Regions from separate parts of the Homo sapiens genome. Here region 2 is linked to region 1. A link is a loop called in an ENCODE intact Hi-C map of the cell type or tissue named here. Cell type or tissue: dorsolateral prefrontal cortex. All regions are shown on one strand.

The links. A loop is a pair of places that touch in the nucleus more often than their neighbours do. Peaks named below come from ENCODE experiments on the same cell type or tissue, not always from the same donor. Only the 100,000 strongest peaks of a DNase experiment are listed, where the experiment ranks them.
Region 2: it touches region 1 in a loop (2.5-fold over the local background); 3 of 110 quality-filtered maps call a loop at or near these places.

Annotation. Positions count from the first base shown.
Region 1 is chr2:155,704,629-155,712,628 of GRCh38, forward strand. It overlaps LOC107985828 (a long non-coding RNA gene), which reads right to left and starts at 281. Exons shown (of 5, transcript XR_001739221.2): 1 at 1-281. In dorsolateral prefrontal cortex, a CTCF peak has its summit at 3,654; no DNase peak of the experiment used is centred here.
Region 2 is chr2:155,811,093-155,819,092 of GRCh38, forward strand. LOC105373703 (a long non-coding RNA gene) reads right to left here. Exons shown (of 7, transcript XR_007088689.1): 5 at 2,873-3,052. Among named protein-coding and RNA genes, the nearest start is that of LINC01876, 440 kb to the right of the region's middle. In dorsolateral prefrontal cortex, a CTCF peak has its summit at 4,984 (motif pointing left); DNase peaks (open chromatin) are centred at 4,386 and 4,970.

The DNA.
Region 1 (8,000 bases):
TCACACCATCTCTTGTTACTGACATGGTTTCTGTCTTTTTTGCCACTCATAGTCAGGTAAAGAAGTAGTCATAATGAAACAAGCCAACATTTATACACCTACAATGCACCAAGGACTATTACCCTTTAATCTTGACTTCCATCTTAACAGTTTAATTATCTAAAATGTACTCAAAAGAAAAATGAAGATAGAAATGATTGTTCTGGAACAAAGTCCCATAGATAATAAGTAGTAAAGGCCAGATATTAACCTAGGTTCTTGTGGACTTCAAAACTCCTGTTTTGTACCCTTTACAATATTGCATTCAATACAGAAATTTTATGTTTAAGGATCATTAGGTTTAACCTCCACATTTTACAGATGCTGAAACTATGCCATGTACTGGTTCAATGACTAAATCAAGGTCACACAAACATTTCTTAGAGCTAACACTTAAACTCATGATTCCTTCAACTCTCTTCTGTATCATGTTCAACTAAAACGATGATAATAGATATTACAACAATCATAAGTATTATTATTGCCATTGCTAATTGAAACCATACTTCTAGTTAGCGATGGAACTTCTGTGGGACTACCGTATTATTCCCCATGGTCGCATTATCTCACGCTTCCTTGAATAATAGCATATTGAGCATGGACTATGCGTCGGCTCAGTGAAAAAGTGGTATCATTAGAATCAGAGTTTCAGAAGCTTTTCCTTCCAGTGTCTTAAGACTTTACGTTTTCAAATACAATTGTGTGTCTATGAATGAACAGCAGTGCTTATTTGATCTTTTCACTACAATTAGCTTCGCTAGGACTAGGTTATTTCTAAACAGAAGGAAATAGAATACTCTCATTTGATGTTCTGATAAAATGCTGATACCTTCTCTGTTCTTTTTTCTTTCTTTCTTTCTTTTTGGGAAAGGAGGAGAGGATCTATATCATTCATCAGATTTTCAAAAGGTTAGACTTCTTACTGTGTGGGGATAAATTAAGTTTCATTGTAGTATTATCAGCCCAAAATACATGGGCCATATAGAAAATATATGATCATAAGGGCATTTTGCATATGTTTGCCCACCTGGAACAGTAGATGTAGTGCATATTCTCCTAACCTTCCTCACATAGTGCTATGCAAACATTTCACTGAATTGATTTTTTTTAGCCAGGCATTATTCCAACGTTGAAGCTCCATAGGAAAATGGAAATGCCAGTGCAAATTTCTATTTTTGATTTAACTATCTATGAATCCAAGTTTGAACTGGGAAAAAAATCACAACAGGATAATACCAGATAATGGCAAGTCTCACAATGATTGTTGCCTTATAACATCATTTTGAGATCAGGCACAAAGATTAAATTAGGACCCATTAATAGAAAAATTTTTAGAGGAACTTGAGCTCAAATTATACCAATCTGTTACTATTCCAAAATAAACGCATCAGGTGGCATTTAAATGCAGGTGGTTAACCGTTTTATCAGTGCAGATATTTAAGCTATTAGAAATATAATTAGAAAAATTAAATTAAACACACTTAATGTAGATTCTAATTCTAGCAGCACTGTCCTTAGCATTATGCTATTTCTATTGTAGATTATAAAATGTGCCTAAATTGCACAGATTTGCTTCTGAGTGATAGCTGAACTTAGATAATTAAGTTGTTAACCATGAACTTCAGTGGTCAACATGGTTATATATCTTTGTCTTAATCCTGCTCCTCCTTCTTGTTTCCACAAATCTCAGGGGAGGCAGATGAATGGCACTTGACTCTACCCAGCAACAGAGTCGACTGATTAGACATAGTCTTGTACCGCAGGTACACTCAATTATATGCCTTTTGGAGAGTCAAGCATTCCCTGAAGCTAAAAGTGTTGAATCTGTTGATATCACATATTTTATAGGAGGAGAAAACTGACCAAACATATTTAAACCTTCAATTTTATTTCATAACATACTTCCTTCTTCTGTTTAACACAGGAGGTAAGGAGTTTGTTGAGATAAAAAGGATAAATCAATTCTCTTCCAAATAATTAAGTCATTAACTGGACAATGACTTCAATTTTAGTAATCAAGTCATCTGTGCTGGGAAAAATGTGACATTACATTCAAGGCACAATTTAGTGTCCATTATGACACAACCTATATTTAATTTTTAAGATGTCAAATAGAACAAATTCGAGAAAAGCATACTGCCAAAGCAATCATATTTTCTTCTATTATCCTCACAATAGAAAAGTACTTAGTAAGCACTGTTATTAATGTTGCTTGTATAGTAATAAAGCTGCTCAATGCTGAAGATAAGCTTGGATGCATTAAACGCTAATAGTAAATACATACAAATAAAATTCCAATGAATTTTTTCCCCCACAAATTGTAATATACCTTCATTTTAGCCAAAACTTCAAGAAGCTCTTGAATATGCTGAAATTTCCAACTTGAAATAGTTCTAGAAATGGCAAATCAATGCCTTTTAACAAGATATAAGAAGAAGCCTAGCAAGTATCAGTAAATCTTAGCAATCAAGGGATCCTTTCCATGAGCCATTTCCTGAACAACACTATTGGCAAGTCCTTTGATTCCTGAACTTTATCGTAAGCTAACCACAAAACATTTTATGTCTATTTTGGCTTTAATGAAGGTAGATGTGATTTCTGAACAAGTTCAGGAAAGTACTTCTTTCAAGCAGGGAAACTGCTTAAATTAATTAAGCTAATTAGGTTAATGAATAATTAAGGTAATTCTTTCACTCTTCCTCCACAATTCAATCTCTTCATTTCTTAGTCATAAGTCTCAAATGGTGGTATTAGGATTCCTAAATACAATCACAAATTATATTTCTGTTTAATATTCTACATCACAATCAAGTCTATTTTTTAATTTTTTTTCTGAGATAGCTTAAATAAGAATGAGTCACCTCTCAAATATTGAGTATCTCTCTAATTAGGAAATGTCAATATCATAAACTAAAAATTAGTTTAAAATAGAGAACATATTTAGATATAAATAATAAATACTTTTAAAAAATCACTTATTTGAAATATAATAGGTTCATGAGCACCTGCCTTTCAAACCCTAGGCTCTGTAAAACAGTATTTCATGCGATCCTCTAATTACCCAAGGAGGTATATACTATTATCATATTTTTGTGGTTAAGTAATTCAAGACTCAAAGATGTTAAGAGACTTGTCCAAGGTCATACAGCTGAACATAGTGGAGCTTGGATTTGTCTGTTTTAAAGGAGGCATTAAATCTCTTTAGAACTTGACTTATTTTTGAAAAATGAGTACTATTACTTCTCTAAATGTATATAGTATATTTCTATAATCTTCATATTTCCAATGAGTTAGTCAACTGTTAAGAAATAGAAAATTTGTGAAAATACTATAGCAAAGAAAGACTAACCTGACTCAGTCAATTAGTAATTTGTATCTTTTGTCTCCAGACTCCTATCTTCCTGAACACATTGTCAGTGGTCATACAAGACTGCATTTTAATTTAGATACAAAGACATAAAAATTGGATTTCAGAGAATAGACATATTTTGCTATTTACTTCTGTGGTGACAGACATAATTCCTGTCAGTCAGTCATCTAACTTCAACTAACCTCTGTCATTCCCCTCACCACTAAGGGGCAATACAGCAGCACACATGTCACTGTAATTAGCATGCAGCAGCAACTTTCATTAGACCAATGATCTCCAATAAGATTTTCCCAAGGGCTGCATTCAGTTATGTGTAATCGTTAGGCGGGCCACACATGTATTAGCATATAATTTGCACATGATTTGCATATGCATTTAAAGATTGCATCCTATTTCTCTGGATATTTCTAGTAAAAATGTAATTACTACAACATTGAAGGTTGTGATTTCTCTTTCTCTGCACTATCCCACCACATCTGACTCATGTCTCGTGACAGAATAGTTCAGCAGAAAACCAGGAAAAGCCAGCAGGGAGGAAATAGTCAGTAGAGATGGTTAGGGTCAATAGAAATCTTTTTGGGGGCACTAATGATGAGAACTGAGAGTATATTGCATTAGACAGTTTGTCTCTTTTATAAGGATAAAGGAATAAATGCCCACTGGGTGGACCTTCTAAGAAATGTCTTTATAGTTACTGCTGATATCTTGTTGAGCATCTTTTTTTCAAACCTCATTACAGGCTAAACAGCAAATTATCTATTATCACTTGGGAAATCTCAGTTACCTCTTAATTCTAATAGTGTAGTCACATAACAACTTTAACTGAGTTTTCTACTAAACCTAATTACTCTCTGTTTTGAGCACTAATTTTAAGTGGAGAGCTCTCTATTTCCTTTAGTATTTTTTAATTCATATGGACCAGTCCCACACACTTGGAGATCATACCCACTCCCAATTAAAGAGCTTCCTGGTGCATTCATATTTGGTTAGGTAAAGGAAAAGTTACAAGGAAGCGCACATGATTGGTATAGGACAAAATTAGTAAAAATTGGGAATAAGTACACATGCATAGACACAGACATTCTCACACATTTTTAAATACATATATGTTCTTATGTTTGTGAAAAAAAATTATTTTCTCCCTCTCTGACTTCTTCTGCAATCAATTCAAAATCTACATTTGTTTATCTGGGAAAATGTTCTTACTGCTAATTAGATAGAGTTAGATAATACATAGATAATAGCTAGATGACAGAGAGGATCATAAAAATTCTGGTGGTTGTAGACTGAAGACATATAACTACTAGAAAAAAAGTAGTATAGTCCTATTTCCTCTATATGTTTCACCAGTGTTCTATTTATGCTTTGTTATTTCAGATGGTCAGAACCACGTAAGAAAATTGTTAAAAGCAGAATTTCCCTTACCTACTCTGGTGTTCTTTGAACTTCTAGGGCCAGGCCAGGAATCAGTAGAATGCTTTCAAATAAGGTCACACAATTTTTGGATGATAGAGCCAGGACTTGAATCAATACTTGTATAATTCCCTATTCTACCTTTAAAGTCTTGATTTTATGATCTCATTTATGTGCATAGTGAACAGACATCATATTCTGTTTTGTGAGTAGAACAAAATTAAGCAATTCTCAGTACTTTGTTCTTGCAGTTCATGATAACAAAGGACGCACAGAACAGAACTCATCTGTTGGCCAAACACTTAGTTAACATCCTCAACAGTGACTTAATAGAAGATGAAAAGATACATTTTTTCCTGCATCTTCTTCTAGTCAACCAGTTCTTTTGTCCCAAATTCTAGTATGATTTGGCACTATCAGCAACACATATCTTTGGTTTACCCATTGTATCCCTGGAAAGTGAATGTATCTGTAATATAATAAATTATCTGTAAGCAATTTTTTATTGGATAAACAAGTATGAATGTATAACTGTTACACAAATTGTTTATAACATAGGAAGCAGTTCATGATGTATTAAGTAAAAATGTAGGCTACAAAGTTTTTTCTTAATAGTTTGATCCCATTTTGGGGTAAGGAAGACAGAGGGACACATATTAATGAAATTATAGTTCATTGATAGTGTGGAATTATGGTTTCTTTTTCATAAGTTTGTCTTATTTTTTTAAATGTATATTTTTATAATAAAAACAAAAATGTTGTACGTTTGTTTTTGTTTTATTTTAAATATAGTGGCCCCTTCTACTACATCTTGGTAGGACTTTATGGAACACAGTTGGAAAACCCACATTATAATTAACGATCCAGGGTTCCAATATGAAATGTGGGCTTAAGTTTCTTACTTAACAGCCCCATCTCCTTATTCAATTTACTTTTTGGTGTTATTTATGTAAAAATCTGCCTCTTTCTTTAAACTGAAACTGTCTTAAGACCAAAAGCACATATTATTTATTTCTGTGGTCATCTCATCCTGATGCCAACCCTAGTAATAAGCTCATATGTAGCCTGCACCCAAAAGATATTTACAAAAATTTGTTCAATAGCTTAATTAAAACAGTAAGCGCCACAAAATTATATAGCTTACTAGTGAGTATATAATATAAGCACCCTTTTTGAAAATAAATCTGAAATTTAAAGAAACTTGGTAGCCTAATTTCTTAATGAACTCTATTGCCATTGGTCATGTCACTTCATAAATAAAAGTCGTTGATCACAAGGAAAACCAGACTAGAGCACCATCAATCATGTCTATTGGGGAAAAACAAAACACTTCAAGTAATATGTTTATGGTTCATTCTGTTCCTGATCACAAATAAATCATTAATTCAAAACTCCTGAAAGTAGTCATTTACCTAACCACAAAAGCTAAAGAGTAGGAAAAAAATTGTAATGCAAGAAAAATATGTAAGTAAGCTTGAAATCATGAAAGAAGTGAAAGTATGGGAAAATCTCACCAAGTCTAAAGAACTTCTATATTTTTAACTTTAGGTTGAGGAATATCTCCATTGATTTCTTTTTCATAAAGAATGAATACTTGGGCTCAATGGCAAGGAAATTAGAATTATAATAACTTTTTTATATCAGAGCTAAACCCTACATAGTTTCATCCCACCCAAAATGATCCTTTTCAGGATAATCCATTAACTGAGGTTTCCCATTCCAATTTACTATTGTTTTTCTCCTAGAGTACTGCCTAAACTGCATAATTTGATAAGACTGTGCGTATTCCTAGGCCTATGTGCAGTAACAGTTTAACCTTCCAGGTAACAATTGTGATAACACCTGAACCCAAAGGAATATCTCTAATTATAGACATTTCAGCCATCACTGCAGAGTGGAAAAAAATATTCCAAGCCAGTTGGATCTATAAGTGCTTTGGCTACACTTTAACTAAATAGATGCTTTTTGGTAGCAATGGCTCAATTAATAGTCTTCATGTTTCTTTCTGTGTTTGCTTTAGCCCTTGGAGTTTAGCACCTTTGGTGCGAAACAAATGTATAATCATGGCAGTAAGTCCAAAATTTTCCTTTACCTGCAGAACCAGCTTAACATTCTATATTATTGAAATTATATAGTAGTATAAACATGAATAGAAAGCTACTTAAACTGGAACCACAGAATAGTTCTTTAAACAAGCTCAAAGCACATCACCATTATTCTTTTCCAATCATTATTTACAAAGTTTTTGTTATTATACTTGCCACACTAAGGATATATAATGACCTACACATTTCAGTACAGTAAAGAATAAACATTAGTTGCCTTAAGACCTTTTTAGAAATAGTTTTTTTCAACAAACCCGTTTGGAAAAAAACATGTATCTTAAAATACAAACTTCAGAGTTCCATTTCTACTTTTGGCAGACTCTGTTTCAATTACCTATAAGCCTAAGTAATTCATATAAATTTCTTCTTCTTCATTAACATTGAGCACCTGAGAAAAATCATATAAGGCTTTCAGAATCCAGATTTTCACTAGATAAATGGCAAAATGAAATGATTATTATTCATGATATCAGTTGGCCTCTTCAGATACATACCTATGACTGTAGGTATGTAAATCTACCATGTTTAACTGAGTACATTAGCACTGCAGATTGAATAACCCACAACCCAGGGACAGAAATAATTATATTAAAGCTCATTTCAAGCCATGTAGTTCTCTATTAGTAATTGTATTGAGCTATTGAGACACAATCATTAGAGACATAAAATGGTCATTTTGTATATTAGTAGTAAAAGAAAAAATCGTAAACTTTTAAGGAGAATTCATAAAATATGTACTTTTGACTCCCAGTTAAAACATTGATTAAATTGGATGCTACAAAAAAGGGCACTAAAAGCTAGGAAACATCACCAAGGAGGGTGACTACCAACAACCACCTAAACTTTTTACAAGCATCTAGTCACCAATAAGGTAGCATGTACAAGGCTTCAAACACCTATTTTATCAAATGCACCTGGAAAACTGAGGTGCTCCCATCAAACTGCTGAATGCTTTATCTGGGGAAAAACTGACAGCCAAGGAACAACCCTGAACTGAAAGAGATGGAGAGTGTTGCCCATATTCTGTAACTCAATTTTTTCCTGAGAAATGTCAAAAATTTCTAATTAACAGG
Region 2 (8,000 bases), 110 kb after region 1:
TTTCAAGGAACTGAGTGATCAGTCCTATGTCAAATGAATGCTGTGTACTTCTGTGTACTTTATGAGTTTTTCCATCATAAAGATTTCTAAAAGTACAATAGATACACATTTAAAATGTTGACAACTATTTCCAAATTGTCCTCCAGTCTAGTTTTACTAAAGTACCTCAATACCTGACACCAAGACTGTGTAAGTATTCTATTTTCCCAAAACCTTGCCAACCCTGTAGACTGTCACACTTTTTCATTGTTCTGTAAACTTAATGGTGAGAAATGGCATTTCTACTTCCATTTCCCTGATTACCAGTGAGTTTACAGATCTTATCCTATATGTTATGACAATTATTATTGTTTTTTATCTTCACTACCTGTTTATATATGTATTATTTTTTTCCTAAGGGATGTGTAAGAGCTCTTTTTATATCCAATTTCCCTTTTCCATCAGTGGGGTTGAAAACAATTACCCAGTTTAATATTGATCTTTTGACTTTGCTTATGCTGCTTTTCTTAACAATTTTAGAAGTTTTATATAGTCAAAAATTACTAGTTTTCCAAGATCTATTCATCACTGAGTACCTACACTCTTTCCTAGGAGGCAAAGATATAGGATTAAAAACAATGTTTACAGGCCAGAAGCAGTGGCTCACACCTGTAGTTCCAACATTTGGGGAAGCCAAGGCAGGCGGACCACTTGAGCCCTAGAGTCTGAGACCAGCCTGAGTAACATGGCAAAACTCCATCTCTCCAAAAATTATCCCAGTGTGGTGGTGTGCACCTGTAGTCCCAGGTACTCAGGAGGCTGAAATGGGAGAATCACTTGAGCCAGAGAGGTCGAGGCTGCAGTGAGCTGTGTTTGTACCACTGCACTCCAACCTAAGAGACAGAGAAAGACCCCGTCAACAGAATGAGACCCTGTCTCAATTAAATATATATATATATAGACATAGGAATATATATATATGATTCTTATGTCATGCAAAGTATGAGGATAAGCAAGAGAGAGAGTAAAAAGGTGTTAGGGGGAGGGGGCTACTCCTTTATATAAAGCAATCAAGAAAGGCCTCTCTGAGAGGATGATATTTAATAAGACTCTAAAAGAAAGTAAGGAAGTGAACCACATAGGGGAACAACAGATGAAGCAGGATCCTACTAAGTGCATGTGAAGAATGGCAAAGAGGCCAAAGGCTGAGGGGATCCATGAGTGCTAGGCTGTGATGCAAGAAGCCACCGGAAGATTTCGAGCAAAGGGGTGACATTATCTGACTTACATTACAAAGGATCATTCAGGCTGCACCACAAGGAATAGACTATAGGACATGAGAATGAAAGCTAAGTAGAGAGAACATTTATCAGGAAATTGCAATAGCCCAGGTAAGAGATGTTGAGAGCTTCTAGGCATTTGGACACACTTATAAAAAATGTACTTTCATTAAACGTACAAAGACAACCAAGCATGGTGGCTGACACCTGTAATCTTAGCATTTTGGGACCCAGAGGCAGAATTATCACTTGAGCTTCAGGAGTTCAAGTCCAGCCTGGGCAACACAGTGAGACTTTATCTCTACAAAAAATTTAAAACGATTTGTTGAGTATGGTGACACGTGCCTATAATCCCAGCTACTCAGGAGGCTGAAGTGGGGGGATCACTTGAGTCTGGGAGGTCAAGGCTGCAGTGAGCTGTGTTTGCACCACTGCCCTCCAGCCTAAGAGACAGAGAAAAACCCCGTCAAAAAAAAAAAAAAAAGAGTAAAAAGACAGTATTTACAAATATTTTCAATTTAATTTAGGTAACTTATTTTAAAGTAAAAGGTAAAATAACATTTCAGTGCCTTTTTCCCACATTTACCTATGTTAGGATTGAATGTTATACACTTAGATCTTTTATCCACTGAGAACCTATTTTGTAAGGGACAAATTGAACATCAAATTTTAAGGGTTTTTCTCACAAAATGCTTTTATTATAACAATCATTTATTTAAAAATTTATCTCTTCCCCACTGGTGTGAGAACTTTTATTTCTATATGTACAGTCCTTCATCACTTAACAATGGGGATATGTTCTACAAAATACATTATTAGACAATTTCGTCACTGAGCGAACATGCTAGAGTGCATTATACAAACCTAGATGGTATAGCCTACACCTAGGCTACATGGCATAGCCTGTTGTTGTTAAGCTACAGACCTGTGAAGCATATTACTGCACTAAATACTGTAGGCAATTTTAACAAATAGTAAGCATTTGTGTATCTAAGCATTTTTAAGCATACGAAAAGTACACAAAATACAGTATACAAGATTTTAAAAATGGTATACCTGTATAAGGCACTTACCATAAATGGAGCCTGCAGGAATCTGGCTGAGTCAGTGAATGAATGGTGATTGAATGTGAAGGCCTAGAATATTACTGAACACTACTGTAGACTTCATAAACACTGTATATTTAGGCTACACTAAATTTATTTAAAAATAAAGTAATTGAACTATAACATTATGATGACTACACCATCACTAGGAGACAGAAAATTGTCAGCTCCTTTACCTTCTTACAGGATCACCACATTATATGCAATCTATCATTGACCAAAACATCTTTATGCACTGCCTGAGTGTACTTGAATATATTTCTGGACCGTGAATTCATGGATCTCTTTATCACTGTACCAGGAAAATGTTATTCTAATTATTGTTGCTTTTAATATATTTAATATATTTTTAGATTTAGTAAAGACAGTAAAATCATTATCTGATATAAACTAGCTACAACCCTTCTATAAAGCTATTGATGATAACTGATGTTCTCTATCATTATAAACCGAAAAAAGCAGAACATAAGGGCCAAAAAAAATTATGCTTTTTGAAATGTTACTTACATTTCAGAATTGTTTGATGGCCATTAGCACATGTTCCCAAAACTAAATCCTTCCTCTGTCTTCTGTGTTTCTTCATCCTCTGTTTATGAATTTCTATGATCCTCTATGAAAACAAATACTTCATTATGCTGTGTCTTATGTCTAATTGTTTGTGCATCCAAATCTGCAGATTTCCAGATGCTGGAGGACAGAAACACTACATATTAAATTCAAAGAGCTTAGGCATTTAGCATAGTTTGAAGCGAGGCTTTTTAAAAATTTTTGATGAAGTCCAATTTATCTATCTTCTTCTTTTGTTGTTCATATTGTTTTGCTCATATTTTGATGCCATATGTAAACAAACCATTGTCATATCTGCAATTGTGCAGATTTAGCCCTATCTTTCTTCTAAGAGTTTTAGTTTTAGCTCTAGCATTTAAGTCTTTGAAAAACTTTTGAGTTACTTTTATATATGATGTGATAGAATCTAATATCATTCTTTTGTACATGGATATCCAATTTCTCAATATCATTCACCTAAAACACAATTTTTCCCCCATTGAATGGTTTTGGCATCTTTGTCAAAATTAGATTAACTTTCTTTCTCTTTTCAAGATGGTTGACTAGAAACATCAGATACCAGTTTCCTTCAGGAAAAAAAAAAAGTTATCAAGGGGAAAGTGCCGGAGCCTATGAAAAACTCACAGGAAGAAACTGGGGCACAGACAAAGAAGGAAGCACGAGGCTGGCAGGGATTGGCTGGGAACCCAAAGGACTTGTTACTTCATCAAAAGGGTAGGTGTGTGTGGTATTGTCTCCCGTTGCCCCTGCAGTAGACTACCAGTGTCTGAACTAAGAGTGCTCCTCTTTCCTTGAAAACCCAAACATTGCTGTGAGTGTCAATTTAGGGACTTCTTAAGAGCATTACACCAGACTACCAGCTCACGCAAAGTCACTTGCCCTCCCGCTAGATCCAAGCTGTGGTGGTGAGTGCTATACTTTGAGTACACAGACTGGGGGACTGTGTCCAACTCAGGAAACCTCAGCCCTTGTGTCACCATATCACCAGAGACACTGCAGACATTCCCTGGCACCCACTTGGATTGTAACAGCTACACAGGACTTGCTGGACCCAGGGGAGCGGCAGGATTACCAGTGGTCTAGCCCTCAGGGAGGGCTGCTCCAGAGAGAAGGGAAAGAGCAGCATACCAAAGGAGTGTGAACGGAGAGGAGACCAGTGCAAACACTCTCCTGGCCCGGGAGCTCCAGCTGGTAGGCTGAGAGTGACTGTGCCACTTCCAGCAGAGATGTGGGTGGTGTGCTTGTCTCTGCAACAAAGGAGTGTGGTTCCATCCCAGTGGACAGAAAGCCTCAGTGCTCAGGCATGGACATGGAGAGGGAGAGAGGAACTTCTCCTCTCCCCACCTACAGCTTCAGAGACAGCCCTGGCTTCACATGTGATAGGTTGGTAAAGACACATCAGAGGATAGCCATTCTAGGGCTATTAGGGATGGCCATGTCCCCACTGGCAGTATGCCCACTGGGCCCAGGCTTGCATGAAAGATGAGGCCTGTCATCATCTCTACATGAACAGCAACATTTCTGCAGTGGTGAGCAGGAGAGCCAAAAACCTGAGTGTTTTGGGCTGAAAGAGGAGATTTTGCACAGAAGATATTTCAACAGTGAGCGAGAAGGCAAATGTCTTTCATGGCTCTTGGCTATACTGACTGCCGCCTGGAGATAGACGGCAGCGTCCATCCTATTTGCATGTCCCAAGCACTGAGACAAGGGTGTGGCAGGGAGCAGATCACATTTTTGCCTGCCTAGGCCTTGGAGCTGGGGCAGCCCTGCTCCTCCTCTGCAGAGATCTTAATAAATTTGACCCTGCCATCCTAATCAGGGCTGGTGCTTGTGCCTGATGTTGGGATTTCCAAGGGCAGCCTTGGTGGTTCAACTCAGCCCAGGTTTGTCCCCAACTCAAGGACTGAAAAGGGAGTTCAAGCCACTGTGCATTCCACAAACCAGTTCATGTCCCCAGACAAGTGAGAGCTTCACTAAGTAAACAAAGATCAAGCATATTCCCATCTGCCTTTGCTATAACCAGCTCTTACCCTTAAGCACCACCCACTGGCCTGAAGGTTGAATTGCACAACCCACTACAAAATCTGCTGACACAAGTGCACAGCACTGGGAAACAAAATAAGCTTCCTGAGACCTCTAGCATCCCAGCCCCACAGGAGGCAGTGAGTTAGCTCACACACCCAGTCCATCACTATTATAGCCAGCATTTTAAAAAGCCACCACACAAAAGTTATCTACAACCAAGGAACTTACACATTCTTTGCCACTGAAAGCACCCAGAACCAAACCTAAATGACCTTACACAACATACATTATACTCACATCATCAATTGGAAAAGAAAAAATTTCTTCCCAAATGAAACAATAAGTACATTACAAAATAAGAAGAGATAATTTATCCAGTTAAGAAGAAACCATAGAAACAATTTTGGATGTACAGAAAACAGAATATTACAACACACCAAAAGGATCATACTAACTGTCCAGCAATTGAACCTAAGCAAAATGACATCTTTGAAATATCAGATAAATAATTTTAAATATTTATTTTAAAGAAGCTTAATGAAATCTAAGAGAATGTTGAAAATCAACACACACAAAAATGAGAAAAATAATTCAAGGTATGAATGATAAATTTGCTAAATATATAGATGTTAAAAACAAAAAACAAGCCAAACATCTGGAATTTAAAAATTTGTTGAAGGAATTTAAAACTATTGCTGAAATCTTTAACAATAAACGAGACCAAGTGAAAGAAAGTTTCCCAGAGCTTGAAAACAGGTCATTCCAATTAACCCAGTGGGATAAAAATAAAGAAAAACATTTTTTTTAATGAATAAAGCCTGTACTCAGTACAGGGTTATGAAAACAACCAAGCCTGCAAGTTGTAGGTATCCCTAAGGGAGAAGAAAGAGAAAAAAGTTTGGGAAACTTATTTGAGGAAATAAGTGAAAGTTTCTTTACTCTCGCTAGAGACTTAGACATCCAGATATAAAGACTCAAAGAACTTTAACAAGATACACTGCAAGACAGACTTCACAATGACATATAGTCATCAAATTACACACAGTCAATATGAAGAAATAAGACTCAAATGTCAACAAGAGAAAAAAAAGGCATCTCATAACATATAAAGGAAATTCCATAAGACTAACAGTGGATATCTTAGCAGAAACTCACAAGCCAGAAGAGATTGAAGTCCAATTTTCAGATTCTTAAATAAAAAATATTATCAATCATGAATTTTGTAACTTGCTAAATTAAGCTTTATAAATAAAGGAGAAATAAAGTCTTTCTGGCCAAGCAAACACTAAGAGAATTCACCATCACTAGGCCAGTTCTGCAAGAAAGGCTCAAGGCAATCTAAACCTTGAAATGAAAGCTTGATAATCTCCGTCATAGAAACACATGAAATTATAAAACTCACAGGCCTTATAAAACAGTAATTGAGACTATAAAGCAACTAGACAACCGACATTATGACAAAACAAAACTTAACATATCAATATTAACTTTCAACATAAATGAATTAAATACTCCACTTAAATGGTATAGATTAGTGGAATGAATTAAAAAAATAAGATCCAACTATATGCTGCTTATAAGAAACCAATCTAATTATTAAAGACACATAGATTCAAAGTAAAGTATGGAAAAAGATATTTCAAACAATTGGAGACCAAAAGCAAACAGGATTAACTACATTTATGTCAAATGAAACAGACTAAATCTACAACAGTTAACAAAGACAGAGTCATTATATAATGATAAAAAGATCAATTGAATGGGAAGATATAATAATCCTAAATATATAAGCACCCAACACTGGAACACCCAGAATGATAATGCAAATACTACTTAATATGGTTTGGCTCTATATCCACACCCAAATCTCATCCAGAGTTGTAATCCCCACATGTCAAGTAAGGGACTTGCTCAGAGGTGACTGGATCATGGGGGTGGTCTCCCTCATGCTGTTCTTGTGATAGTGAGTTCTCATGAGAGCTGATGGCTTTAAAGTGTAGCACTTTCACCTTCTCTCTCTCTCCTGATACCTTGTAAGATGTGCCCTGCTTTCTCTTCACCTTCCACCATGATCATAAGTTTCCTGAGGCCTCCCCAACCATGCAGAACTGTGAGTCAATTAAATTTATTTCTTTATAAATTATACAGTCTCAGGTGTTATTTTATAGCATTGTGAAAACAGATAACACAGAGAATTGGTACCAGCAGAGTAGGCTGCTGCTATAAAGAAAATCTGAAAATGTAGAATTGACTTTGGAACTGGGTAATGGGCAGAGGTTGGAACAGTTTGAGGGGCTCAGAAGAAGACAGAAAGATGTGGGAAGGTTTGGAACTTCCTAGAAACTTGTTGAATTATTTTGACCAAAATGCTGACAGTGATATAGACAATGAAGTCCTCATCAGATGGGGATCTGGTACTATTGTGGACTGAAGCAAAGGTGAGTCTTGCTATGCTTTAGCTAAGAGACTGGTGGCATTTTCTCCCTGTCCTAGAGATCTGGGGAACTTTAAACTTGAGAGAGATGATTTAGGGTATCTGGTGGAAGAAATATCTAAGCAGCAAAGCATTCAAGAGGTGACCTTGCTTTTACAAAGAGATGATATGAAATTGGAACTTATGTTTAAAAGGGAAGTAGAGTGTAAAAGTTTGGAAACTTTGCAGACTGACCATGGTAGAAAAGAAAAACCCATTTTCTCAGAGGAAATTCAAGCAGGCTGCAGAAATTTGCATAAATAATGAGGAGCCAATGTTAATCATCACTGACAATGGGGAAAATGTCTCCAGGGCATTTCAGAGATCTTCAAGGCAGCCCCTTTCATCACAGGCCCAGAGGCCTAGGAGGAAAAAATAGTTTTTGTGGGTCAGGCTCAGAGCCCCACTGCTCTGTGCAGCCTTGGGATTTGGTGCTCTGTGTCCCAGCTGAAAGCTCCAGCCATGGCTATAAGAGGCCAACACACAGTTCAGGCCGTTGCTTCAGAGAGTGCAAGCACCAAGTCTTGGTGGTTTACACATGGTGTTGGAGGGAAAAATGGTTTTGTGGGG